2 separate regions of the Mus musculus genome follow, and region 2 is linked to region 1. Evidence: chromatin contacts called from ENCODE Hi-C data. All regions are on one chromosome and are shown on one strand. The core of a region is the stretch at or near the end of the contact, and the rest is flanking DNA. Distances in the headings are between cores, read along the strand shown.

Evidence for each region. Hi-C counts contacts between places; a loop is a spot of excess contacts on that map.
Region 2: a loop to region 1 is called in a map of heart, with 1.9 times the contacts of the local background. The contact joins the enhancer-like site here to the promoter of Peli2 in region 1. A Hi-C loop is called at or near these places in 5 of 37 maps with a recorded cell type or tissue (heart and left cerebral cortex).

The regions. Positions count from the first base shown.
Region 1 is chr14:48,117,485-48,123,038 of GRCm38, forward strand. It overlaps Peli2 (pellino 2), which reads left to right and starts at 3,385. Exons shown (of 6, transcript NM_033602.2): 1 at 3,385-3,749. The coding sequence starts at 3,673.
Region 2 is chr14:48,186,980-48,192,533 of GRCm38, forward strand. All of the region lies in intron 2 of Peli2 (pellino 2), which reads left to right. Among named protein-coding and RNA genes, the nearest start is that of Gm52144, 16 kb to the right of the region's middle. Within about 2 kb of position 2,557, at least 1 of the 3 ENCODE cell types and tissues checked has a DNase peak (open chromatin) inside an H3K27ac peak, as active enhancers do; it is heart, where a contact is called at or near this core.

The sequences.
Region 1 (5,554 bases), core at 2,135-4,634:
TACAAAACAAAACAAACGAAAGCAAACCAGAAGGAGGAAAGGGAACCAATTAGAACACAAAGGGGGGGCTGCAGTTTGGTATGCAAACTTGCTACCAAATGACCGGAAACATGTTCAGGATGTACGTCCCCCCCCCACCCCCCCACGATCAATAAATAAAGATGTAAAAATAAGTTTTAAGGAGGAAACATACATCATAATAAATAGGGTTATTCCTAGTCAAGTTTATGGGTGATTTTTAAAATGGCCTTCAAAATTTCTTTTTTCTCACATTTTCTGTATGCCTGGCAAAGAAGACACATGATGCCTACAGCTGAGGGTATAGTGTAAAAGTCAAATGTCTGATGTCTCACACACACAAAACCATGTATTGTCCAAACATGTATTTTTCAAAGCGCATACTTGTCCCTTAGACGTTGTAAACATAAATATGGTGTGATCAAAAGTTAAACTCTTCATCCTAGAAATATGGTTGGTTTTATTTAAAGTATGTCAAAGCAAACATAGACCATTTGGCTGAAGCTTCTACTTTGAAAGCAAAAGAGGTAGATCTATCAGGGAGAGAAACCGGTACATATTGGGCTCTTTCAGAAAACATGGCTCGTGGAGTGGTTTGGGGACATGCATGACAGACAGCAGGGAGGGAAGAGAAGGGGCTGGTGAGGGGTAGCAAGGACAGCCAACCCCACCCTGGTTCTCAGTGGATTGGCAGATGGCACAGCCAGATTGTCCCACCAGCCTGGAGCTAATAAAACAATTATTCAGAAGGGGATACGTTCCTGTTACAGTCAGAATCCTGGTGTTAGTTGGAATGGAGGTGATTACATTCTTCCTGGTTGACGCTGTAAGCAGAGGACGGGCCAGGTAAGGGACAGGAAGAGAGAGATGAAAGCTGACCATAGACTCTGAGCAAGTCAAGTTCACCACAAACTCACAGCTCTGCTGTTCGATCTCGTTTGAGATGTATTCATTTATTTTCACTCATCTGGCCGTCCCTTAAAATCAGCAAAAGCAGACTTGGGGGATTTGGGAACCACTTAGAAAGTGGTTATAGTTTCAATGGGTCCACACTGCATATAAAGGGCAGCCAAACAATTAAACGATATTATGCTCACAAGTCCAAAAAGCTCAAATGCATTTCTGATAGTTTAATATTAGAAGCTTATGCATAATCAGGATTGGGGACTTTAAAATTGATTTCATACGTAAGAGTGAGCAATCATTCTCAGGGGACAATAATTAGGTAGAGATGAGTGTCTCTTTAGAGCCCACAGGACCACCGATGTGCCACCAGTCCCTATTTGGTCCATTTGTTCATTCAGATTCCCTCGACTGTGGTCCTATGCATGCATTCCTGTAGGCCCTCAACAGACTGATTTCCCAGTCTGCCGGGTTGCAAGGCTAACAGTGATTGACAGAAACGATACACTTACAAGTCCTGAGCTGCCTAAGATCAAAGCCTCCACAGATATAAAAACTCAGAGAAAGCAGAACTACCTGTAAGTAACTTTCATAAAGACAAACTCGATTAAACACCATCAACATGCCCAAGGCATGCTGGGAGAGAAGAGAAAGAAGCGCCCCCACCCCCCTCGCAGGTGGAGGGCAGAGGTGTCTGGACCAGCTGACCAGCAATGGAGTGTCTCTGCCAAAGCCTGGGACAGCTTATGGGAAGCACCCAGTCTAGTGTTTGGAACTTAGAAGGAGGTTAATAAATATTTGTTTCCATCCCCCTAACAGCAGATGCAGAGCGCAGCAAGGAAGAAATGGAGCCAGAACAGTGTAATGCAAGCACAAAAGCACAGCATGCCAGGAGAGAAGGGGGTAATTGTAGCCTAGAGATCAGTAGCAGCAATAGAGCAGACTGGGGGAAGTTCGCATGCCAGAGCGAGGTACTATAATTAAGGGAGATGGGTAACTGTGACGGGATTCAAAGGGTTGTTGACAGTCGCATAGTGGATATAGTAAGTGGGACTAGGGAGTAAGGAAAACTACACTCCGTCATACAGAAATCTACCAACACCATATGAAGAGAAAGAGCTCAACTCTCTAAAAAAGGGCTGCTGGTTAAACCTTTACATTTTCATAACAGAGAAAAGTACAGAGGATTTGTACAATAAGCCGGATAGCTAGTTGTCTTTAGTCTAAGAATAGACTTTCTGTAATTAGCGGAAATAAGGTAATCGTCTAATAAAGTTTATTTTTGGCTCATCAATAGTGTGGCTTTTGTTATTCTGGAGTAATTTATCTCCAAAGCCTCAATTAAAAGAAGAAAAGCCAGTTACTAACTGAAGTAAAATTACAGAAAGCATCATGTCACTACAGTAATAGCCTGTCAGAGAGCGATACATGCACGGCGCTGAGCAGTAGAATGGAAGGTTACTCATGCAATTATTTCTTTTTTAACTCCTTACTTAGAGTCATAGCCTAAACGTGTGTGTATGTGTGTGTGTGTGTGTGTGTGTGTGTGTGTGTGTGTGCGCGCGCGCGCGCGCGCGGGCACACACACACACACACTCTCGATGTTTATACATTGGGTAGCTTTTGCAGTATTTATTTCTTTAAATATTTAACAGTCTGGAAAGGCAGTGACAGGCAATAATATGTAGCGTCTCTAGCATGTTGCAAGGGCTTAATAAATGCTAGAATAATAAATTCCTCTATGATGAAAAACAGCAGTCAGTAAAACTATCACAGCCTACAATATTTTAAAGACACAGCACCATAAGAAAGCATAAAATACAAACAGTGCCTTGATTAATCCATGGAAATAAAGGAACATTTGTCTTCATTTAAAAAAAAAAAATCCACCTAGGTAATTTCCTTTTAAATTCCCCAGGGGGTTGAAAGAAGGGACAGAGATGTGAATAAGGGATTAAAAGTAACTTTTAACTTTTCTTTTTCCCCTTTCCCTCTCCTCCCTCCATCTCTCTCTCTCTTTTCTCACCCCCCCCCCACGTTCTTTCTCCTTTCTCTTGATACATGAAATGGTGGGGAGCCCTTCAATTAGCGCCCCCCCCATGGGCAGATTCTTTCTCTTTTTAAGCCCCCCTCTCAAGGGCTTGGCTTTGAAAGCAGACACCCCCAGATCAGTGCGCTCAGCATGGTGAGCTCGGAGGTGGGGGGTGGGCAGTATGCTTGGCTTTCACGCAAGCGGGGTCCGGATCCCCGGGCTGAGGACGAAGACCCCCACGCTCCAACTTTTCGGAGGAAGAGAGGAGAAAAACAGAGCTGCCCCTTTAAGGGCTTGCCTTCCCCTTTACTCTATGTTTACATAACACGGGGCGCTCGCGGGCCGCGGGGGCTGGCGGGCGGGCGGGCGGGGGCCGCGGGAGCGCGGAGACGCGGGCGGCGGCGCGGCCGTCCCACCTGCCCAGCCCGCTCAGCCCCCCGGCGGCGCGCGCTCCTCCTCCCGCGGGGCTCTGGTCGCCGCTCGCTTTCCGTGCCGGGTCCCGCTCGTAGCGGCCAACGTACGGATAGCTCCGGGGAAGCCGGCGGGCGACGCGCACAGCCACGACGGAGCAGCCGCGGGACTGGCCGCCCAGCGCCCCGTTCGCCGCCGTGCCGTTCCCCGGCGCGCTCACCCCGTTTTCGGGATGGGAGTGTAGTGGCGGCGCGGACTCGGCGGGGATCGCGGCGGAGGCGGCAGCGGCGGCGGCCGAGCGCGGCTCCATGTTTTCCCCGGGCCAGGAGGAACCCAGCGCCCCCAACAAGGAGCCGGTGAAATACGGGGAGCTGGTGGTCCTGGGGTGAGTTGGGGACGCGGGCGGCGGGGCGTCGCGGAGGGAGAGGGATGCGCTCCTGAGGGCCCGGGTCCCCGGGGTGCTCGTTGCCGCGGCCCGGAGGGCGCTCCTGCACCACGCGGGGTCGCTCGGTGAAGCCCGGAGCCAGTGGCTACTGGGGACTTCTCTTTCCCGACGACCGCGAACGCGGAGCCCTGTCTCCGAGCCCAGAGCCCAGTCCGCGGGGGTTACGCATTGTTCCAGTCTGTGACCCGGGCCGCTGGTTGGCCTCCGCTTTTTGCGCCGGGAGTGAGCTCGGCCGAGGGCCTGGACCGGGTCCTGGTTTTCCCGGGTCCTCTCAACAACGGTTCCCGGATCTCCCGGGTTTCCATTCTCGAGTCTCCGCACCCCTTGATCTCCTTACCCCTCGGGCTCCTGCACCCCTCGGGCCCCGGCCTTGCCGATGCCCTGCCAGCGGCGGGGAGCTCGCCACCCTGCCCTCCTCGGCTCCCACTCCGCTGGTGAAAATCACATTTTGAAGATAGTAATTATCTACAATCGTTAAAACGGCAGCAATTAGAGACTTCATCTACTTCCTGAGTTTCCGTGTGACATTTTCTATTGTTTACCCTTAATAAACCAGGAGGGAGGCTTCGCAGGATTAAAGCAGGGTAAAGTGGGCAATGAAAAGGGTGTGGGTGGGGGGAGGTGGAAAGTGCAGGAAACTCTTGGAGCTGGAGCAACTTGGGTAGTGCTGCAGGGAAAGGATTGGTTTCCCTTTGGATGTGCCGCTCCAGGGAACCCGCGCTTTTGTCCTCTGTTGAAAGATCTGTATTCAGACCCACGCGGGTGTTGATGGGTGGGCTTAGAGGCACGCGAGGAAGCCCCCCTCCTCACCCCTAAGCAGAGGCTCTGGGAACTTTGAGAAACGTGTTTTGATTACTACCTTGAAGTAAGTGCCGACTTAATTTTTTTTTAAAGACTCATCTAAAGTTTCCTAGCCTTCAGTTTGTTGCAAGCCTTTCTGTGTGTGTGTGTGGGGGGGGGAAGGTAGTACTGGAAAGATCACTGCTTATTTGGAAGCTCAGCAGATGAGCGCCTTCCGCACCTGCATGGGAATTGCATGCACTTAAGAGACAGATGTCAGAGTTCGCTGGGAAGAGGAGGGGTGGGGAGGTGGGTGGGGGGAAGCCACAGTTTAGTCTGTCTTATGTAACTTCAGCTCAGCCTAATTTTGTGGAGTTTGGTTTTGTTTATGTGGCTGGCTTCAGAGTATGCTTAACACTGTGAATTTGACAAAGAAGATTAACTTACGCCAGAGCCATTTCATTATTTCCTTTTGAGGCAATCTGTTGAGACGTTTCGGAGCAGTGTGGAATAAACCCGGAGAGGTTTGTGTTCATAGCTAAAAGTTTAGGACACTCCAAAGCCAGGAAAAGAATTTACACCCTGGACAGTTGTAATTTAGTGTCTCTGTAAACACCGTTGCCTGTAGCACCTGCTTCATCCTTCACTAAAGCTTTTCCTGGATCCATGATGGCTTAGTGTTTCTAACCTAGTAGCTGGAGGCAGGCAGGGCAGTTACCTGTGCTACCACATGGCAACACTGTTTGGACATTGGGTATCATCCAGTAGCCACAGAACACTTCCATTTTAATGTAGAACAAGACATAAGTAGAAACCCGAGTAAGTAAGTAGCAAATGATGTTTGGTGTTGTCACTTCTTCAACTGAAGTTGGTTAACAGTGGAGCCCTGCCGTGGTGGGGGGCTGGGGGGGAGATGTTGCTTCTTGCCAGCTTAAGGAAGACCTTTAAGGAAGAAAAATGGGAGT
Region 2 (5,554 bases), core at 1,307-3,806, 69 kb after region 1:
TGTATGGCAGAGATAAATAAGTCTAGAGGATGAGCAACCTCTTGTTAGTACACCATTCTTCTCAGACGGGTTCCTTGACCTCTCAGGAAATGCGGGGTTCTATAGGTGTGGTTTTGTTTTTTTTTAATTGTTTTTACTTTTTACTGTTGCTTGTCATGTTGTATCTACGTTTGCCTCTTAACATTTTTCTGTCCTTAATTTTCTAGTAGCAGTGCTGGTGCAGAGCCAGCACCATAGCCATCCTCCTTTCCCACGTCCATGCCTCATGTCTTTGGCACTCCCCTGCTGTCAGCCTGTCTCCCCTTACAGTCGTCATGAGGCTGAAGTGGTTCCCCAGGCATCTGTTCACCACAGTATGTCTGAAGCGCACGGCCATCACAGTGGCTGTGAAGTGGGCTTGCTCTGTGAAAGGCTGTGCGGCAAGCAGCCCAGCTCAAAGCTCAGAGATGGTTTCAGTCGTGCGAATTAGCACTGATGGAACAGGTGGAGGTAGCTGTCCTCCAAACTCGGTCACCTCCTCTGCACAGTTCATGAGAAGAACCTCCACTTCTACCTCTTTAGATTACACTTATTCCTGTCTTAGCTTTGGGGGCCATTTCCAGGGGAGGCCCTTTGGTAGGTTAGGTCTAACTCAGATGTCAGGCCTGATATAGCTTGATGTCTGGGATCCCATTCCCAAGGGCTGTGTGTCAGTGAGCACCACGGTTGTCTGTCATCTATGGCTGTGAGGCTGAGGTAGATAATTCTCTTCACTGCACGACACCACTGCATGGCCTCTGTCATCCCAGTGGGTAGAACATAGCTTCCAGTCAACTCCACAGTGCTCACGTGATTCCTGGGTTGGAAATTGGAGGCACAGTGTTGCCTGTATTAACAGGTGAATGCAATGGATGACAGAAATGCCCTTTTAAAATAAAACTTCCAAGATTGGAAAGTCAAATCAATAGGATGAATGCCAAGTGATATTATAAATGATTTCCCTCCTTAAAGTAAGTGTTCCTTGAAAAGCCTGTTGGTCACTATTTGCGCATGATAACCTCCTAAGCCTCCTGTGTATTCTGGTTTCTGAAGAAGCTACTGACAGGTCTGTGTTTACTGAGCAGTTTGATCCCCAAGCTAAAATAATAGCTAGATTAGCCAATCTCTTTAAGTTTCTTTGGTTGTTTACACATTTGTGCCTTATTTTTATTTATCATCTTTCTCTGCTCTCATGCAATGGAGAGGACTGACTGACCTTCCTTCCTTCCTTCCTTCCGTCCTTCCTTCCTGGAGATGGTTTCCCTTTTTTTTTTTTTTTTTTTTTTTTTTTTTTTTTGAGACAAGGTTTGTCTGTGTAGCCCTGGCTGTCCTGGAACTCACTCTGTAGACCAGGCTGGCCTCGAACTCAGAAATTCACCTGCCTCTGCCTCCCAAGTGCTGGGACTAAAGGCATGCGCCACCACACCCGGCCCCTGGAGATGGTTTCTAATAATGTCTTTTAAGGTTTTACTTTCATAGATGGAACTTTAAACATCTGAGTTCTATTTTGCATAGGTCGTAAGCTATAGGAGGATTTTGATTTAGTGTACATCACAAGGCGTCTCTGTGCTTTCTTGCATTAGCTTGTAACACTTTCTTAGTCTGCATTAGCTTGTAACACTTTCTTAGTCATGTTGAACATGACCGCAACTCTTAGGACCCACGTGGGCAGTGCTCTCCCTGTCCATGGTCTGTTCTCACTGTCTCAGAGCCACACTGCCGTGAGCAGTCCTCAGCTCTGGTGAGCTAAGTCCCCTCACCTGCTTCTCCCAGGGTCCTTAACTGTTCTGGCTTTGTTTCTCTTAAGTTGACAGATGCCACCAAAAGACACTTTGAAAATTTGATAGGGATTACATGTAATTGGTAGATTAATTGGAGGTAAGGATTATCTCATTGAATCTGCCTGTTTCAACAGGATCTCCACTTAGGTTGTTTTTTTATGATATGGTTTGTTTCTGTAAAGACCTTCAATAGCTTCAAAAATTAGAATTTGATTACCAAAGGTTACAATAGCTGACAGAGCACTCCTGTGTTGTATAGTTTCTGTTGGTAAAGGAAATGCCATTTCTGTATGTATGTGTGTTTGTGTGTTGTGTGGTGTGTATGTACATATGTGTGTATGTATAGTTACTGATTCCTTTTTTACTCCTGTTTTTCTCAAATAAGCAAAGTTTTTCTTTACATTATGAATTTACTATGTTACAGATAATACATTAAACAAAATGTATTTCATTTAATGATCTGGGTCTACAAATTATGGTATTTGTATTCCTAATATGTATACTTTTGCTAACATATTTTACTTATATTCAAAGAAGTAGATTTTTTTTACTTCACTCTTTGTTTTAAATATCTTTTCTTAAATTTTACTAATTTCTGCTCATATCGCTTCCTGACATAATTCTCTAAGCAAACAGAATATTATTAAAGTTGTATGTGAGAGCCAAGAGTCTCTGTGTTGCTGACTGCCCACAGTCTTTCTCATGAGAGTGGTCATGTGATATGGTTGAGTCATCTGAGCGTCTGTCCCTACCCACATACCCATATTTGGAAACTGAGCACGGCCCTTCTGCTTGGTCCCTGATGTTCCCTTCTGTTTTTGTTTAGGCAGGAGGCATTTCAGCCGGGCTTCTTGTAATCGCCTTACATCGGGGCATAAGCAGAGTCAGCCTAAAGGACCTAGAACCGTGGGGTTGGTCCTGCTATCGTGGATGAGAGTTAATTAAAAATTAAAGCTTAATTAAAAATCATTACTGCTGGGAAAAATCAAGAAGGGAGATTTTGTGTAGGATAATACATTTATAAAATTACTCTGCCCCCCCCCACACACATACACACACTGTTGATTTCTCAGGGCATGTGCAACAGTGAACTGGCATTTCTAACAAGTATGGGTGGCATCTCATACAAATAACTATACTGGCCACTGCTCCAGGATCCAGGGACTGAGCCCGACTGCAAGTTCTGCCTAGGCTTGTTTGGGTAACTGTGATGACTCCTTCCTGAAGTTCACCTTTGAAGGAACTCTGCCTTGCATGGGTGGTGGCATTGAGTAGACTCACTTGGTAGATGAGAGGGTAGTACCGAGCTGCCATTTCTGTCAGTCATCGGCCAAGTGGTAACGCAGGATTCTTTTAGATGAAGGATGGTTTGTAGCCCTGTGCTCTATCTGAATCTCCTCTTGCTCTGTAGAGTGAATTTCACATGTATTCAGCCATCATTTTCAAAGGCCTCCCATACAGATGTTAACTTCCAGGGAGGAAGGAAAAAACAATTTCCTTATATGTTTGATTGAGTTGTGTTGGTAGGCTCCACCTAAAGCCATTGTTTGCATTGCCTGCAGGTGCAGTAAATCATTGCTTTTGCACTGCAAGCTTCTCCCAGGGCTGCCTAGTTGCTCTGGGTTTATGGGGAGGCAACAAGGGAAATTCAGTTTTAGTTAGTTTACTTTTTGTGGTGTTGAGAATTATACCATGATCTTCATGCAAGTGCTCTGTCACTGAGCTAATGTCAAGGGGTGTTTAACCAAGAGTCCAGCTTGCAAATAGTGTACAGCAATCTCATCTGCCTGCAATCAGTTCATATTTTTTTCTACAGAGGTTAAAGTAACTAAAAAAAAATGGAAGAGACTTTTTTAAAAAAAGATTTATTTGTTTATTTTATGTATGTGAGAACTGTAGCTGTTGTTGTTGTTATGGTTTGGTGTTTTTGTCTTGTTTTGCTGGTCTCACGGTTGAACAGTTAAAAGGACAGAGCATTGACTCAGAGTGTGATAAGATAGTTAAACTATAGTATGTTTGAGCTTCTTTGTTGGCTTTATAATTTATTAAAGATTATTGAGGATCTCTTGGGATACCCAGGTAATTTTGAGCAAGAGGAATACAGTCCTTATCCTGGGCAGCCTTGTGACCTGGTCACATCTCATAATCTGGGAATCACACTGCTGTTTTGGAGCAAGGCTGTGGCTTTTTTCACACTCTAAGCAAAGAGAAAACCAACTTCAACTGACAGTGCCTTTCCAGCTGAGTCTCCCAAAGAAGAATTTGGGGTCCATGTGTCTAATGGGGAGCTGCACAGGCAGAAGCTTGACTCCTGTTCTTCCTTGGCAAGGGTTAGGTGGGAAGCACAGCAGGAAGCAGGGCCGAGCAGAAGGATCTTGCTCACCGGGTTTCTGCTCACCCGGTTTCCGGCAGGTACCGGCAGGCTTTCCAGGGACCAACACCAAGGCATGGATGGGGTGTCTGATTGAGAAAGTCACATCAATGGTTGCTTTGAAACTGTGAAAATAGTCATGCTGCACAGTGGTGAATATAGCAGATGGATTAGCTGGTGTGCAAACAAGGGGCTGTAATGTTGTAGACTGAGTGGGCAGAGGACAACTTAGTGACGTTCATGTAGGTTAGTCTAGATGCTTTGATCTGGCCTCCAATGGTTGGGATATGCAGTAAGGGCGAAGGAGGCTAGCAGGGCAACAGCCGTCGACTTGAAGAATTAAGGGTGTTCCAGGAGGCTCGGGGTCTTACAGTTCCTGGGAAGAAGAGATGAATGAGTTCAGGAATCGCTCCGTTTGAGGTGTTTGTGAGACTGCCAAGTGTTGGACTGGGGAGGCAGTAAGAAGTGCGCATCTGCAGCTGGAGAGGAGGGCTGTGCAGGGTGAGGAGGTCTGGCATCTGCTGATGGTGTTTGGAAATGAAGGGAGTGAGCGCCCTCCTAGCTTTGAACTGTTCTGGAGAAAATGAGAGAAAGGTGTGTTTAAGGGCTCTGGGCCCAAGGAATAAGAGGAGAACTTGGGGCTTCCAGCAAGGCCAGCAGCTGGCAGCAGGTGTGGTCCATGAGGGGCCAAGCAGGGGAACCCTGAAAGAACACACTGGTGTTGCCAGTGACCTTCAGGGATGCCCTTCTCCGAAGGTGTGGAGCCCTGGGGCGGCACTGAAGACGGAGTGGGCTGTAGACAAGTGGGAGGTAAAGATCACCCTGGCAAGCACAGGGAACTGAACCAGTGAGTGATGCTGGTGCAGGGATGCGAGGTTACAGATGGATTTGTTCATACAGACCTCAATGTAGAAGACTCTCAGCCATCCTTGAGTCTCAAAGGTCCTGAGCCTGTGGGAGAGGGTGGGGTTGATAGTACAGAAGTAGAGACTAGACTGGGCAATCCCACAGAAGACAGGAGTGGCTAGAAGCCAGCCAGAACTGGCCAGCGTAGCCTAGAATTCTTTCCCACTTGCAAAAGAAAGGCAGAAGAAAGCTGGGAGACAGTGACTCAATAGAAAATTAAAATGAATATTGAAGAAAGTAAAAGCATTTAGTGAGCTCCCTGGGATAGGTAGCATTGAAGGTGAATGTTGTTACCAAGTACAGTGTCACTCCAGGAGGGCGTGGTGACCTTGCAGGGAGCCTCTGACAGAGACCCATTTTAAGTACTTGCTGCGTGCTAGCTCTGGGGTTAGAAAATAGTTGGGATTTAACAGTCAAGTTAAATGTAGTTGGGATAAGAGTTTGCTCTAAGTACCATATGGGTGTTGAAGGTGTGGTT